Regions from separate parts of the Homo sapiens genome. Here region 1 is linked to region 2. Evidence: read pairs that join two places in POLR2A ChIA-PET (ENCODE). Cell type or tissue: K562. All regions are shown on one strand. Links, peaks and the distances in the headings refer to the core of each region. The heading gives the core; the rest is flanking DNA.

Evidence for each region. ChIA-PET counts read pairs that join two places held together with the same protein. Peaks named below come from ENCODE experiments on the same cell type or tissue, not always from the same donor. Only the 100,000 strongest peaks of a DNase experiment are listed, where the experiment ranks them.
Region 1: POLR2A ChIA-PET joins it to region 2 with 5 read pairs; 3 of 35 experiments call an interaction of 5 or more read pairs at or near these places.

Annotation. Positions count from the first base shown.
Region 1 is chr6:163,874,557-163,879,942 of GRCh38, forward strand. No RefSeq gene overlaps it. Among named protein-coding and RNA genes, the nearest start is that of QKI, 460 kb to the left of the region's middle. In K562, for the core only: no CTCF peak of the experiment used is centred there; no DNase peak of the experiment used is centred there; H3K27me3 peaks cover 392 bases.
Region 2 is chr6:163,774,986-163,780,371 of GRCh38, forward strand. No RefSeq gene overlaps it. Among named protein-coding and RNA genes, the nearest start is that of QKI, 360 kb to the left of the region's middle. In K562, for the core only: a CTCF peak has its summit at 3,113; DNase peaks (open chromatin) are centred at 2,436 and 2,946; H3K4me3 peaks cover 798 bases.

The DNA.
Region 1 (5,386 bases), core at 228-5,227, 100 kb after region 2:
AGGGGAAATGTCAGATGCTTATAAAACCATCAGATTTTGTGAGACTCACTCACTGTCATGAGAACAGCATGGGGGAAACTGCCCCCATGATTCAATCACCTCCCACCAGCTCCCTCCCATGATGCATGGGGATTATGGGAACCACAATTTAAGATGAGATTTGGGTGGGGACACAGTGAAACCATACCAGGACCCAAATCCCCCTCCTGCAGCCCTGTGCCCCTTTCCATCCACAGCAAATCACAGGAGGGGAGGGTGCACACATGCCTTGGCCCTCTCCCTCGCCACTCCATGGCATACTGCAGTCAAGTTTTCATCTCCCTCACAGCCAATCTCCCCAGTTCCACTGAAACTCATCTCTGGAAAGATGCTAGTACAGCCTCCTTCCTGCTAATGCAAACAGTGCTTCTCCATCCTTACTGGATTTCCCTCTTGGCAGCAGTAAACACTGTGCAGCATTTGAATTCTTGAGTCACTCCCTTCTGTCTGCTTCCATTGGGCCACTTTCTTCTGGTTTTCTTCCTGCAAGTGTGGAAGTGCCTCTGGAGTCATTATTTTCTTCCTCTGCCTCACTTCTGGATGCACGCACCATGTGTGCCTGCAGGCCCCTGATACCCGCTCTTTACTTCTTTCTGTCACTCCCATGCCTCAAAGACTGTCTCTACTTTCTGATAACTCCCAAATCCACTGTCTCCCAATTGGCCTCTCTCTTAGAGCAAGGCACCGGAACCTGATGCCCAGTGGATGTCTCTACTTGGAGAATATCCCACAGATTTCCTAAATCAGGACGTCCCCAACTGCTGTTCCTCCAGTTCCCTTCTCAAATGAAGCACCAGGGTCCAGAGCTTCACCCTCTGCAAGGCCAATCAATGTCAATTCCTTAATATCTATAAATCCAGCTCAATTCTCTGTTTCCTTTTTCTCTACTGTAGTTCAGATAGCCATCATCTCTATTTGTTTTCTCATGAGAAAGAAATGTTCAAACCATTTTCATTATAAAAATATAACTTACATACAAGAAAGTATATAAAACAAAAATGTAAGGCCAGGCTGGGCACAGTGGCTGACACTGTAATCCCAGCACTTTGGGATGCCAAGGCAGGCAGATCACCTGAAGTCACGAGTTTGAGACCATCCTGGCCAACATGGTGAAACCCTGTCTCTCCTAAAAATACAAAAATTAGCTGGGTGTAGTGGCACGCACCTGTAATCTCAGCTACTCAGGAGGCTGAGGCAGGAGAATCGCTTGAACCTGGGAGGTGGAGGTTGCATTGAGGCAAGATCACACTACTGCACTCTAGCCTGGGTGACAAGAATGAAACTTCATCTCAAAAAAAAAAAAAAAACTAAGGCCAAATAAATTACCATAAAGTAAGCATGTTTGTAATCGTAACTTAGACCCAGGAACTGAACACTGCCTGAGGCCGTCTCACTGAACCCTTTATTATCTGCCCTTATGTCATTTCCTTCTTTCTGTAGGGTTTGTGTATAGCTTGTGTTTTTCTAACTTCCTGGAACTGGAAGTTTAGCCCACGATGTTTTGCAGTCTTCCTTCTTTTTCCTAGTGTTTGTGCTTTGTAGTTACAAAGGAATTATTTGGAGGTTTTTCTGAATTTATAAAAGATGGAGAATTATCTTTTTTACGACTGGTTTCTAACTTATCTTGTCATGAGAGCCCAAGTGTTGTATGATTTCAATCCTATGAGTTTTTGAGACTTGCTTTATGAGGTGGGATGTGGTCAGTTTTTGCAGATGTTCTCTTTATGCTTGAAAATAATGTGCATTCTGCAGATGTTGAATTCAATAATCTAGATATGTGTCCATTAGGCCAATTTGCTAATTGAGGAGTTCAAACTATATTGCACTGATTTTTCTGGTCTGCTTCTCCTAGTGGGTATTGAAAGAGGTGAGTTACAATCTCCCACTATGCTTGTGGATTTGGCCCCACTGTCATCCCTTATCTAAACACGATTGGTCCATCTGTTCTCCCTGACTCTGCTTGAGCCTCCACATGGAGCTGCATTGTCGTTCTGAAATACAAATGAGTCAGACCATTCCGCAGCTTAATTCCCCTCATTCAGGAAAGAATTCCTTAATGCCCAGGATGTATCAGGCACTGTTCCAGGTCTTAGGGATGTAGTTGTGAACCAAAAAGACAGTGTCTAAGCTGTCACAGAACTTACAAGTGGATACACAATAGAAAGACAGATAGATAGATAGATAGATAGATAGATAGATAGATACATACATACATACATACATACATACATACATACATAGATGGCTTCCTTTGTTGTTAGCAGGGTTAAGTTCTTAAGCTTATAATAAGTATTGGTCCTATTTGTTCCCTAATTACATCCACAGGCTTTTATTCTACTTAACGTCAGTTGTTTAAAGAGAATGACCCACTTTCAGTCCCTCCCAGGCCCTGTGCTGTCTTACCCTGCAGTGTGTGCACGTGTGATTTCCACTGCCCAGTCCACGCTTCCCCATCTTGTTTCCAGGCTCCTTCACACTCATGCTTCACGTCTCAGCTTAGATATTCTTTCACTAAAGAGGCCTTCCTGACCCTGTTGTCCATGTTAAGCACCTTGCTTATGAGCTCATAGAGTCCTCTGTCTTTCTGTACAACACATCACTTTATCTGAGCCCCTCACTAGTTTGTAGACTCTATGCAGTAAGGATTGTGCCTATCTCTTCCATTCTGGAATCCACAAGACACAGCATTGTCAGGAACTATATCTTGAAAGTTTGTTACATGCACATGTAGTTAAGAATGTTTCACTGCAAGGTATTATTGTTTAATATATGCTCTTAATACTTCTTAATTTTTGATATTGGAAAGTGACAGAGTTTGGGGCACATCCGTCCAGGCATTGATTCTGAGAACATTTGGATTTTTTGAGGTAGTCCGCGGATTTCTAGCACGTAGTTAATCTCTTCTTTTTGCAAAAAATCTCCTTCCTCTCCCCACCAATAATGCACATAAATGATCCAATCAAAAGGTCTTCAGAAGGTTACAAAAGGAGTTTGGTGATGGACACCTAAAAAATAAAGCAAAGCAGAAGAATCTTCTGTCATTGTGTTTTTAGAGACTTAGAGACCTTCATTGTTAATGACATTTGCATGTTCATTGTTTCAGATTTCACTAGGGACAATAATAATATGTATCTTAAACATTTAAATAGTCCGTGTGTAAAGGATTGGCTTATCAGCTTTCTGTACTTCAATTCTAGTTATCTTATAAGATAACTAGACTTTTCTAAGTTTCAGGAAATGAGGAAGACACATTTTCCTTCCCCCACCCCTGTAGCTAGAGTTGATGTGCCTCCCAGGTAAGAAGACCCACCCCTGCCTTGGCAGCCCCACCTTGGGTTTCCGCAATGAATGTTCACCATGCACAGCCCTCCCCAGCAGCATCAGTAAGTTCTGGCATGGGGCGGAGTTGGAGACTTCTCTGCCACTCTTCAGTATTCCTGTGAGCTCTGGAGAAACCTGCACACGCAGAGCGTGTGGTCTGGCCTTGGGGATTGTCTTGTCACGTGGCCTCATGCAACCGTGTTATCATGAGCCCTTCTCGTGTTTGCTGGGCTTTCTTTCACACTTTCTCCCGTCTTTTAATTTTATTTTTGACTATTGGAAAATCTGGTAGTATCTCAAAAAGGGCAACTTTGCAGTGAATTAATTTGTTATTTTAGTATCTGTAAGAAGTTAACAGAAATGCAAGTAGGAGGTGTCACTATTTTGCTTATGGTATGGATTTGATGATGCGCAGAAGCAAGTCTGACACTCCCAGGATCTTCACACGTCCACTGCACACCGCCAGCTTGCAGTTTCCACGGACATGCTCTTCAGCATTTGGCATAATTGGGAACAGTAGCCAGCGGGTATCAAATGTCAAGATAAATTGTCTACTGCTGTGTGAGCCCTGACTATGAAATTGATTCGCTATCTTTTGGGGACTGTAGTTTTGTAATAAGAACAATATAAACTTTAAAACCAATACATTTATTAGTTATGCAGGTGCTGTTCAAGTGCAAGATCAACAACTTCGGGCTATTTTGATGGATCTGTTCATTTCTGATGTGGTGAGGACCATTTCCAATGTCTTTAAAGATTAGAATTGTCTGAATCTTTACTCACATTTTTCAGAAACTGTGCCAGTTAGCCTTTGCTATGTAACAACCTACCCTAAAACAGTGCGTTGAAACAACAACTGTTTAGCTCATGGTTCAGTGGGCTGGACATTGGTGCTAGGCTCAGCTTGGCTGATTTTCTAGCTTCAGCTGTATTTAGTTTCAGCTGTGTTTGCCATGCAGCTAACTCTGGGATCAGTTTGGGGCAGCTGGCCTAGGATGGCTTCAGCTGAAATGGCTCATCTCTGCTTTTTGGCATCTCTCATTTTCTAGCAGGCTAGGTTGGGCTTGTTCACATGGTGGCTGGACATGGTGGTTCTAAGAGAATGAGTGAAATCACATAAAGCATCTTGAAGCCTAGAGTTGAAACGAATATGTTGTCATTTCTGTTGATTGTATTGGCCAAAGCAAGTCACAGGGCCAGCTTCAATTTAAGAGAAGGGGAATAGACTCCACTCCCTGACTAAAGGAGCTGCAAAGTCACATTTTAAGGGCATGGAAAAACATTTTTTAAAAGTGGAAAGATACAAGAAGGAGTGAAGGATTTGGATATCTTTGTGATTGACCACAGAGATAAATAAAACAGTTGTAATATGTAGACTTCAAGGTAAAGATGGTAAGTTGAATAAATACATTTGCTTTTGATACCTCCTAAATCCCCACTAAAATGACAAAGCATAAGTGCACAAGGACAGACAGAAAAAGAAAGGGGGGAAATTAACAAATTTTCAAAGCTAGAAACAAATGAGTGAGTGGTAGCAGAAATGAACAAAACTGATTTCTAAGCCAGCAGTAGGGAAAATCAGAAAAATCCATGATTTATAACACAGAATTACCAGCTTTTTAGGATTTAGAGATAGCATGGCCCTCTAATAATGGATACAATGTGGGAGAACAATCAGGAAGTTGAGTTTGAGGTCTGATTCAGAAATGACTGCATTCCTAGATTCCCTCTCCACGACCATGGAAGACTGGAGAGAAAGGGTGTTCTCTGGAAAGGTCACAACAGAGAGTCTTTGGACTTTCAGCAGTGTCAGGCACAGAAGGATCAGATGCCATTGAAAACAACAGGATTAAATAAAAATGAGCATATAGAATGTGTAGAGCCCCAGGACCTTTTCCTCACTTGAGTTCCAGAATAATGGCAGATACCAGACTTGTAAACTCTAGTACAGAAGATCCTTCAGTGGAGAATCAGATCAGCCCCAGAGAAAAGACCAAAAAATACTGACATCAAAGTTCTTCCATGA
Region 2 (5,386 bases), core at 247-5,246:
TGATATTTAACAACAGAAATTCAGTGCAAAGTCTTCTAAAACTAAGAAACTACAAAACTACCGCCTGTAAATCCAAACCTTCAATAATTCTTTACCTTCAGATCTTTATATTCCAAGTTATAAATCTAAATTTTTTCTGAAAATAATTTTTATAGCCAAATCTCTGCAAATTGTATATTTGGGTCATGTTGACCAATTTGCATACAGTGAGGTTGGTTACACTCAATAACCAACACAGGTGAGGTGTGTTCTGTTCATTTTTCTGAGAGAACATGAAAATGATCAACTGTATTGCTTCATTATTGCAGTTTCACTGAATTGGTTTTACATATTCTACTTGTCTCGTCCACAGCATCTTATTTGTGGCACTTCTCTCTTTTTGGTGTGGTGCCTTGGGCATGTTGAGCTGTCAGGTAGAGAAGAGACGGTTTATGCCAGAAGTAACACTCCCATCTCTAGTTAGCTTTACTCTCTTAACTCACTGCCAGACTTACTCGTGTCCTGAAGGGGTCACTCTGGACTCTGAGAAAACTGAGAGAACAAGGTTTGAAACAGCCACACCCAGTGTGCTCAGGTAAGTGGGAGGAGACTTCATTTGTCTGGGAAATGTAGCCAGGCTCCTGCTAACTCCAAGAGGCATCACATTGGAATAAAAGCCCCTTCTTCCTTTTTTTTTTTTTTTTTTTTTTTGAGACAGAGTTTCCCTCTGTCACCCAGGCTGAAGTGCAGTGGCGTTATCCCAGCTCACTGCAACCTCTGCCTCCCAGGCTCAAGTGATTCTCGTGCCTCAGCCTCCCAAGTAGCTGGGACTACAGGTGCATGCCACCACGCCCGGCTAATTTTTGTATTTTTTTTTGTTTTGTAGAGATAGGGTTTCGCCGTGTTGGCCAGGCTGGTCTCGAACTCCTGGCCTCAAGAAATCTGCCTGCTTTGGCCTCCCAAAGTGCTGGGATTACAGGCTTGAGCCACCGCGCCCAGCCTAAAAGCGTCTTCTGACAAACAAAGGTGTGTTTTTGTTTGCTTCCCACCATTATCTATTTGTAACTGCTGATGGCTGCTAGGAAGATCAGTGGCACCTAAGTTGATTTTGCTTGATTGAGGAAACCTAGCTCATTGTAAACTCCAGGTAATGGATGGGATAGTCTTCTCTGCATTTTTTGTTTAAATTGAATTTTATTTCTGGGTGTCTATGAAGAATGCAGCCTTTGTGATCTCCTTAGGAACAGATTCTGGTTTGTACCAGGGCTATTTCCAAGAAGACAGTTCCAGGCTGGAGCCTGTGTGCCTTCCCGCTGGTTTCTTCCAGAGTCTCCTTGTGGAGAGAAAAAAAATCCCACACACAAAAAATGTACAAGGCTAGTGAGGGTGATGCTATACATATGCATTAAAGTGTAAGGCCAGCAGGTCCTCCCAGCTGTTAACTAAATGCATCAGCTCCGGGCACAATGGGTGAGCTTGTTAACCTTCCACCTCTGCTGAGGGAATTGGCAAGGGTGAAGTTGCTGGTGTCCTTTTGCATCTACAGCTATTTGTAGTACCAATAAAATGCTCATAATGGGCCCAGATGGTGATAGGGTTTGCTCATGAGCATCCTTGAACAGCATTCATATGCCTAATTGCAAAGTAAAGGAGCAACGTTTTAGTTTTTTAAATGAGAAGAATGGACTTTGGTGGAGGTCTGGATTTGAATCTGGGCTTTGCCACTTTCTAATTAAGTGACTGCTGTCAGGTTTTTGAGCTGGCTGAGTCTCAGCTTTCTCATCTGCAGGACGAGAATAGCATTAGACATCCCCAGCTCCCACGGGTGTTGTCAAGATTCATTAAGTACTGCTGGTAAGGTGTACAGCATAATGTTTTAACAAAGAGTAACTTTAAAGAATATTGATGATGAGGATGAGGAGGAGGAGGAGGGAGGAGAGTTCTCCCAAGTCCTGTGACCTGGAGACGCAGCCCCACAGAGGTAAGGTAAATGTTCCCAGGCCTCTAGCTACCTCTTCCTTGTTCCTCAGTTATTTGGATCTTTATCTGTTGAGGGCTGGTGTCCACATCTTCATCTCTTTATCAATTGCCCCTTCAGGAGGTTAGCAGCAGCCTCCGCATGAGCTCTTCTCTAATCCAAGGTCAGCAGGATGTTGACACCGTTGTTTGTGCGGCGCTTTCCCTCCACTGCGCTCTTTTGATATTTTCTTAAAATTTGATCCCTGATAGCTTGAATAGGGGCTCATCCCTGAGACTGAAACTCCATCCGAATATGTGGGTAAAGAGGTTCTTTGTACCTACTGAAAAGTGTTTTGCAGATAACTGTAGCTCTCTACTCAGGCTGTGGCTCCCACTGATGAAATATCCTATTGGTTTAGAGCCGGGGTCTGGAATCTGTCAGGCCCACTGCCTGTTTTTGTAAATAAAGTTTATCTGAAACCAGGCAGGCCCACTTTGCACATTATCTATGGCTGCCGCTCCCATAACAGTACAGGGGGGTGGCTGCATGAGAGACCATAGGGCCCCAAAGCCCACAAGGTTTACTGTCTGGGCCTTCACAGATAAAGCTGACCAACCTTCGGTTTGGAAAGCAGAAGGCTGTAGATCCTGTAGCACAGCCTAAGGACTTTGTGTTTCTGTAATTCAACATGTCATATGGGAGAGGTCTTATTTGGGAATTTAAAAAGTTTCTTTCATTAACTTTCAAGTCAAATGGTAGAAATACTGACCATTTTCTCCCCATGTTGAAATGTGGAAGCTTAAACATGCTCAGCATAGTATTTTATCAGAAGGTTTATATCAGTATATTTTTAGAAGCTTTTGTGACACCCAGTTTTCAAGTAGTTTGGCTAAATCCACTAAGCCATTAGGGTGAGTTAATAGAAGCTACTGTAAAGATCATGTCACTGGCTACTCTGTCAGCTGTCCCTGGAACTAAATGCTACAGCTGCATGCTGGTGACAGATCAGAAATAAAGCTAGATAGGGGGGTAGGAATGATAACCTGCCAAGAAAGGGAGATTAGCAGATCCCCCTATAGATGATATAGGGAAAGAAAAAGGAGGAGCAAAGGAGAACATGTTAAGCTGAAAGAGGACGCTGTGGAAACATGACAAGAATTCTCAAAGTCTTTCACAGAATGATGTTATGGTGTCCCCTAGTTGCTGTAAAATATTGGGAAGCAAACGAGTGTGGAGAATAATACTGGGACTCTGAAGGCAAGGATGAGTGAGAAATGGTTCAGGGAAGATTCGTGGCCAGGCAGGGAGGGCAGGACGTTGCATGAGGAGAGGGGGCCTCGCCAGCACTGGTATCTAGTCCTCTTCTGTTCCAAGAAACTTCGGGAGTGGAACATCCATCAGCTGGAGCTGGAAACCCTGCCCTGTGAGCTGGGTCCCCCATTTGGAGTGACAGTAATGTGTGGCCAGCAAAGGGTCACCAGCTACTGAGAGGCATCTGGGGGATACATTTTTAAAAGTTAGTTCTGTGGGCGGAAGGGTAGATGATAGGGAAGAATGAGATGATTTTGTAAAGTAAGAGGATCTAGGAGTAAGTAGGGTCTCAAGCATTGCAATGAAGAGGGTATAAAGACAGCTACCTTACGACCTTGGTTTATTGGAGAGAGAGAATGATGTTTTGTGGTGGCCAAATGCATTGCTGGTGAGGGGAATAGATTTCAGGTCCCATTTGTCGCTGCTAACAATTCATGTGAATGGGACAGTCACTCAACCTCCCACAGGCTCCGCTTTCTGTAAAATTGGGGTAAGTGGGATGGGAAAGAGGTGCGATGACATCTAGTGATGCTTCTAGATTCAAAGATGCTATTGCTTTATTTCTGTATCATATCTGCATTTAAATGTTGGTGACTCAAATCTATTGTCTATCACATATCTGTCTATCTATTCCTCAGATTATCTGTACATTTTATAAACAATTTTAAGTGCCTTCAGAATCTCTCATCTTTTCTGTTGCATGCATGGGTATTTTTGTTTTGGCTTTAAATACATTCATGAAGTTCAGTGACTCTCTTAAACACCTTGGATCTATCTATCTATCTACCTGTCTGTCTATCATCTATCTCACTTACCTACCATCTATCATCTCTCCATAATCTGTCTTGAAAAATGCTGCCATTGTTTGTTTTGCCTTAACAGGAATAAAATGCTATTTTTTTTTCTGTGATTTGAAAATGCCTTTTGCTTTTAAGAGTTCATCATTCCACACAGCTTGGTGGATGGGAAAATTCAGATTGTATGAGTTCTCTTTTGACTTCATTGTAGAGATTGAGTATATCAAGCAGGAAAAAATACATTCTAGCAAGTCACAAATAAAAAACAATAAAACATTGGGCTATTTTTTTTTAATTTACCTTGGAAAGTCACAGAATTTATGTGTTTCAGCAAAGTTGCCGCTAGAAAAGATGGGATAGTAGAACCAAGTCAAACAAAGAAAGGCTGCCCCTTCTTAAGTGCTGAGCACTGTCTCTCCGTCAGCTCTAATTCCCGTAACAACTCCAGAGCCAGGTATGATACTACTGCCATCCCCGTGTTAGGAGGAGAGTGCATTCCCAGGGAAGTTGATGAAATTGCCTGAGGAAGAAGTGTGGTGAGATCTGGACCCAGGCAGGCAGCCCCCACAGTGCTGCTCCTAACCACTGCACCACGCTGCCTCTGTCATTTCATCATGGGGGCACATGCTGACGTGACTGTAATTGCATCCTCACATTTGTGGCAGGGTTGGTGTGGCAAGTGAAAAGAGCACAGACGTGGCAGCCCCTCAGCCGTTTGCTGCCGTTTCTGCTTGCTCACCTACCAGAAGGGCAAATTCGGAAAAATGACTCCCCTTTGTTAAATGCAGACACAGTTATGCATCTTAGAGGATTGTTGTGAGGAGTAAAGAAGTTACACTTGTTAATCATCATAATGAGTGCCCAGGTAGATAATATTTTTCTTCTGTTATCCACTCGCTAGACGAGCATGTGTAGTTTTGTGTTAGGGCATGCAGTGGGAATAAAAGAAAGCTGGGCTGCAGGTATCAGCAAGTTTTCAGTTTACTTGAAAAGAAAAGAGAAAACAAATCATTCAGAATGACACATTGCATTTATCTATGCTTGTGCTTTATGTGTCTTGGAAACTAGGACCCTAAGCTGAGTTGACTTCGATAAGAATACTTTTCCTCAGATTATCTGTAAATTTTATAAACAATTTTAAGTGCCTTCAGAATCTCTAATCTTTTCTGTTGCATGCATGGATTTTTTTTTTTTGGCTTTAAATGCATTCATGAAGTTCAGTGACTCTCTTAAACACCTTGGATGTTTTTTTTTTTCTTTTTAACTGAGAAAGAGATTTGACAGAGAGAGTCTTCATCACCATTGGTTTAACCTTTAAGAAGTTTGAGATTGAGAAGCT